2 separate regions of the Homo sapiens genome follow, and region 2 is linked to region 1. Evidence: read pairs that join two places in POLR2A ChIA-PET (ENCODE). Cell type or tissue: CD4-positive, alpha-beta T cell. All regions are shown on one strand. Each heading gives the region's core, and the rest is flanking DNA. Links, peaks and the distances in the headings are about the cores only. Region 1 holds the start of FKSG29 (a long non-coding RNA gene). Region 2 overlaps TM9SF2 (transmembrane 9 superfamily member 2).

What was found. ChIA-PET counts read pairs that join two places held together with the same protein. Peaks named below come from ENCODE experiments on the same cell type or tissue, not always from the same donor. Only the 100,000 strongest peaks of a DNase experiment are listed, where the experiment ranks them.
Region 2: POLR2A ChIA-PET joins it to region 1 with 5 read pairs; 2 of 35 experiments call an interaction of 5 or more read pairs at or near these places.

Annotation. Positions count from the first base shown.
Region 1 is chr13:99,350,274-99,353,189 of GRCh38, forward strand. All of the region lies in intron 7 of UBAC2 (UBA domain containing 2), which reads left to right. FKSG29 (a long non-coding RNA gene) reads left to right here and starts at 1,147. Exons shown (of 1, transcript NR_024013.1): 1 at 1,147-1,754. RefSeq lists an enhancer at 1,522-1,611. In CD4-positive, alpha-beta T cell, for the core only: no CTCF peak of the experiment used is centred there; DNase peaks (open chromatin) are centred at 1,708 and 2,228; H3K27ac peaks cover 2,500 bases.
Region 2 is chr13:99,541,318-99,544,233 of GRCh38, forward strand. It overlaps TM9SF2 (transmembrane 9 superfamily member 2), which reads left to right. Exons shown (of 17, transcript NM_004800.3): 9 at 242-350; 10 at 2,546-2,678. Among named protein-coding and RNA genes, the nearest start is that of LINC01039, 34 kb to the right of the region's middle. RefSeq lists a silencer at 1,514-1,583 and an enhancer at 1,934-1,993. In CD4-positive, alpha-beta T cell, for the core only: no CTCF peak of the experiment used is centred there; a DNase peak (open chromatin) is centred at 1,674; H3K4me3 peaks cover 794 bases; H3K27ac peaks cover 2,094 bases.

The DNA.
Region 1 (2,916 bases), core at 148-2,647:
CCTTCGCCCACAGTGAGAAGTGTCTTTTCACATGGATGACTGATGTCCAGGCTCTCCTGGATAGCCTCAGATGGGGGCTGGTTACCAGGGGAACTAATAAGTGATTAGAGGGTTGAGACTTTCAGCCCCACCCCCAACCTCTGTGATTAGGGAGAGGGGTTGAGTTGATCACCAATGGCCAGTGATATAATCAATTATATCTACATAATGAAGCTTCCATAAAACCCCCAAAGGACAGGGTTTAGAGAACTTCCAGATTGCTGAATGTGTGCTGGAGCAGGGTGCAGGGGGTGCCAGAGAGGGGCAGGGGCCATGCCCCATGCCTTGCCCTGTGCATCTCTTCCATCTGACTGTTCATCTGTATCCCTTGCAATATCCTTTCTAATAAATGGGTAGATGTCAGTGTTTCCCTGAGTTCTGTGAGCCATCCTAGCAAATTAACTGAACCCAAGGAGTGGACCACGGGAACCCTCATTTATAGCACGTTGGTTAGAACCGCAGGTTAGGTCTGGCGATTGCCATCTGAAGTAGGGGAGCAGTCTTGTGGGAGTGGGCCCTTAACCTGTGGGCTCTGATGTTATCTCCTGGGAGACAGTGTGGGGATTGAGTTAAATTATAGGACACCCTGCTGGTGTCCACTGGAGCACTGCTTGGGGTATGAAGCCCCCCAGCACATCTGGTGTCAGAATATTGTGTTGAGTCGTGTGTGAGTGTAGAAAGGAAGAAAACAGTGTTGTTTTTCTTCAGAGCCATGCTCACAATAGAAAGCAGCGTAATATAATGAAAAGAACAAGAATGGGCAGTTAGGGACTCAATCCTGGGTTGACAGGGACATCTATACACAATCTGTAGAATACTGTTGTCATTGGGGATAAAAAAAATTATACAAAATTACCTTAGGTACCAGAGGCTCTATCAGATATTAGTTATTATCATAGTATTGGGCATCTGTTTTTGTGGCTCTCAGGAAGTTTGAGAGAGTCCTAATTTAGGAGCCAACCTTGATAGTTATTACTCGTAAAAGCTTGTAACCTCTAGAGCAACAGTCAGCAGGTGATGGCCTGTGGGCCAAACTACCTGTTTTTGTACAATCTGAAGCTAGGAACAGGTTTTACATTTTAAATGGTTATATAGGTAACTACATAGTATCTTTGATCTCTTGCCTCTTTATCTTCCAAACCTAAAATGTTTACCACCTGGCCCTTTACAGAAAAATATTTGCCAGTCCCTGCTGTAGAAGGTTATATAGCCAGCAGCTTTCAAAGTAACCTTTTACCTGGAAATGTGAATTCTCTCTTAGTTCTGGTCATCTGTTATTTGTGGGAGCCAATCCTCTCTCTGTTGGCTGATGATGAGAATTCTGTTATATACCACAACACAAACTTGGGGATAAAACTTTCCATTAGGCATTTCTGTAAAATTTCCATCTATTTTAGAAGCAGAACTAAGGTGAAGCCCAGTGTGAATGAATCCTGCTTGTTGGTACAAGCCAAGTGGGACATTTGGCAGCAAAGCCCAGGAGTCCTTGGTGCTCTTCTTTTAACTGCCTCCTCATCTCATTGGGCTGCCCGGTGTTAACTGGTTGATTATCACCTCTGTGTTTTGCCTGCAAGGAAAGAAGCTACTGACACCCAGAGTGGCTCAGCGATACTCACACGTGCTTTCAGTTACTTTCGCAGCATTTGGTTAAAGTGAGTTTAGCTGCACATCCTCACTTGGTAACATTCTGTGGCTGTGAAAATTGTTTCTCTCTTTATCCTCCCCCAGCAACAGCCATTTGGTATCATCTGAGATGTGCACCAGGAGGCAGATCTGCCCTGTCAATCATGAGAGTTCCTATCATTAATCAAGTATTTTGAATTCAATAACTTTTTTTAGTGTTTTAAAAGTATTTACTGGTCCTTGATGTATTTTTTAGCAGCTGATGGAATTCACATACCATATAACTCACCCCCTCGAAGTGTACAGTTCGGTGGTTTTTAGTATTTTTTAATTGCACAAATACCGTAATTTGAGAACATTTTTCATCACCCCAAAAGAAACTGCGCCCCATTAGCAGTCATTCCCATCCGCCCTGTCCTAGGCAGCCACTTAATCTACTTTCTGTCTCTGTAGACTTGCTTATTCTGGACATTTTATAGAAATGGAAGCATATGTAGCTGATCTTTATGACTGGCTTCTTTCGCTGAGCTTCACGTTTCTGAGGTTGACGCATGTTGCAGCATGGTTGATTTTCCCTCTGTGGTTTAGATAGCAAGATCTGCCTAGTAGAGCTTTATGTGTGCAAGTGCCACTCCACCAGACCAGTTTCTGTCACTGCCCCTTCATCAGGCCAGCTTCCTTAGGAAGCTTCCTGTTGCCTCTTGGCCTCACCAGTGCTACCATTTTCATTACCGTCTATTCCGCAGAATACACGCAGTGCCAGGCTCTGGTGAGTCCCACAGTGACCAAGGCAGCACGATCCCTCCTCTCCCTGAGCTTAGAGTAGAAAGCGTCAGTTACAGTGAAATGTGATGGTCACTCTTCTGGGAGAAATGTGTAGTGCAGTCAGGAAGAGTCAAGAAATTGTGTCTGGAGGCAGCACCGTCGGAAACTCTCTACCTCCGTCTCCACCCCTGTGTCCGGGGTAGGGGCAGTGCACGTGTGTTGCAAAGGAGTCCACCAGGAATCCAAAGGGAGCGAATTCTCATGTGTCCCGAGCATCCTCAGAGACAGCAAGCTGGCACGTGGCACCCTCCTCAGCACTTTTCCTTTTTGGCTATGCTCTTTCACTTTTTGGTGCAATTTGATTTGAAAACGATTCTTTTCAAGTTGCTATGCTTCCTTGTCAACAAAGCAGTCTAATCAGTTAAAGCTAGTTCTTTTATGACTTTCTTCTTTCAAGAGTTTATAAGTATATAGCATCAGATGTGGAAT
Region 2 (2,916 bases), core at 280-2,779, 190 kb after region 1:
ACCAAAAAATTCTAGTTCTAAACAGACTATGAAACTGTATTATGATAAGTATATAATGTTATTTATCTACTGGAGGGAAACATGAAAGAACACAGTTCATTGAATTTGTTGGATTTCAGATAGCTTTCATTTTGATTTTGATCAAGACTGTTTTAATGTTACTCAATAAACAGTTTTTAAAAGAGTTTTACTGTTCCTAGGATTAAGCTACAGATTACTCATGATGTGCTTATTTCTACAGCATTATGAATTCCCTGGTCATTGTTCTCTTCTTATCTGGAATGGTAGCTATGATTATGTTACGGACACTGCACAAAGATATTGCTAGATATAATCAGATGGACTCTACGGTAAGTGGAAACATTTTAGTCTTTAGTCTGCCAAGGACACTGTTTATTGTTATTTTGCAAAAAGGTAAAATAATAGCTTTAGAATCTGCTTTTAAAACATTCTTCAAAAAACAAAAACAAAAACAAAAAAATTCTTCTCAAAAGTTATCTTGAATTCACATTTTCAAATAAGAAAGTGATACTTAAGAATTAATATTCTTGGCTGGGCGCGGTGGCTCACACCTGTAATCCCAGCACTTTGGGAGGCCGGGGTGGGCGGATCACCTGAGGTCAGGAGTTCAAGACCAGCCTGACCAACATGGTGAAACCCCATCTCTCCTAAAAACACAAAAATTAGCTGGGTGTGGTGGTGGGGACCTGTAGCCCCAGCTACCTCGGGAGGCTGAGGCAGGAGAATTGCTTGAACCCAGGAGGCGGAGGCTGCAGTGAGCCAAGATCGTGCCACTGCACTCCAGCCTGGCAACAGAGCAAGACTCTGTCTCAAAAAAAAAAAAAAAAAATAGAAATGGAGTCAGCACAGCCTTGGGAGCTGACCTGTTCACAGCCTCCTGTGTGGGAATGGACTGGTGCAGCGTGGGGTGTAGGTGCACAGTTACAACTCTGTAAGGTTTCTCCATCCCTGACACATACCTGTTTGTGAAACCACAAAGTTGAATGGAATAACTCCTAAGCAATTTTTATTTGTGTGGTTAATTTTTTAAAATTAATCTTAACAAATTTGTATCATTTCAACCTTTTGATATATTTAAAATAATTGCATGTTCCAGCCTCTTTAGTCTCAAACTTTTTAAGTTGCACAGTGTTACACATTTTCTACTCTTCATTTCATGGCAGCATAATAAAAGAATTTTCACAAGAATCACAGTAATTTGGAATGAATGCAAAAAACTCAGGTTTTTATTGTATTCTCTTCCCCCAGCTTCTTCAGCCTCCTGTCCCCCAACCTCTCTGACCTGTTCTGATTGGGGAAAATATATATGAATATTCATAAGCTTTTAACGTTTGTACTCTATAGTCTCTTTCCTATGATTTTTATTGATTTTATGTCTTATTAAATATTAAAATGATTTTAAAATACTCTGTTTATAATTGGCTGTTCCACATAATTGCTGTTAATGGAGTTTTATCTTAATTTGCACAGCGTTGCCATGTGGAACCAGGCCAGTGGTGACTCTGCTTCCACAACCCTGTCCTACTTCCCATCTCTTAGCACAGCAGTCAGAGTGAAACTGCTCAAACAGAAGTCAGATCATTTCACTCTTGAGCACGGCCCTCCAGGGACTTCTGTTCAGTCAGAGCAAGAGTCAGAGGCTTTACAGTGGCTTCTAAGGCCCCACGTTACCTCAGCACTCTGCTGCACCTGTGCCGGCTACCTTGCTGTTCCTCAGACCAGGCAGACATAGGTTTCCACCTCAGAGCCTTCACGAAGCTCACTGTTTTATCTGCTAAGAAGGTCTGCCCCTCATTTACATGGCTAGTTCCCTTACCTCCCTCCGATCTTTACAAAATGTGATCTTCCCATTGAACCCCTCCCAGCCATCACATATGTTACATCCTGTCCTGCACACACCCATACATCCTGTTTTTCTGTACAGCGCTTATTACCATCTAATGTACAGTATACTTTCCTGACTTATTTTGTTTATTGTCTGCCTTCCCAATGAGATCATGTACTCCTGAGAGTAGGAATTTTTCTGTTACACTCACTGTGGTATCTGGTGTTTTAAACAGAGCCGAGCTTATAGTTGGTGCTCAATGAATGTTTACATCCATGCTTACTGTATTAGCAAAGTAGCTAGAATATGAGAGCTAATGCCATTTGCTTATTGTGGAGATCATTAAGAGTAGGATGAAGAGGATAGAATGTGACTAAAAATCGTCATCAAGTCAGATCACAAAGCTTGACTTAGAGTAGAATTAGGTAGCAATCACATTGTCTTTGTAAAGTTTCTCAATAAGTATATTTGTAGACCTTAATGTCATAAATTTAAGAAACTGACATATAAGACAGTTCAGCAAAGCCATATTAAGCTCCATGAGTCAAGCTGTATTCTTCAAAATTGAAATAGGTACTAACATTTTTAAGTTTAAAAAAAACCTGTTTTCTGTAACAGCATATTCAACAGTGAACAAACTGTCTATAGTTGTCTTGTTGATACCATGAGACAATCGAACTGATTTCATTCCCCTTTTAGGAAGATGCCCAGGAAGAATTTGGCTGGAAACTTGTTCATGGTGATATATTCCGTCCTCCAAGAAAAGGGATGCTGCTATCAGTCTTTCTAGGATCCGGGACACAGATTTTAATTATGACCTTTGTGACTCTATGTAAGTGTTAACTGAAAATTTTCAAGTAGAAAATACTTTCTAAATACAGTAATTGCTTAAAAACCAGTTTTTCTGGCCGGGCATGGTGGCTCATGCCTGTAATCCTAGCACTTTGGGAGGCCAAGGCGGGTGGATGACAAGGTCAGGAGTTTGAGACCAGACTGGCCAATATAGTGAAACCCCGTCTTTCTACTAAAAATACAAAAACTGGGCATGGTGGCAGGTGCCTGTAATCCCA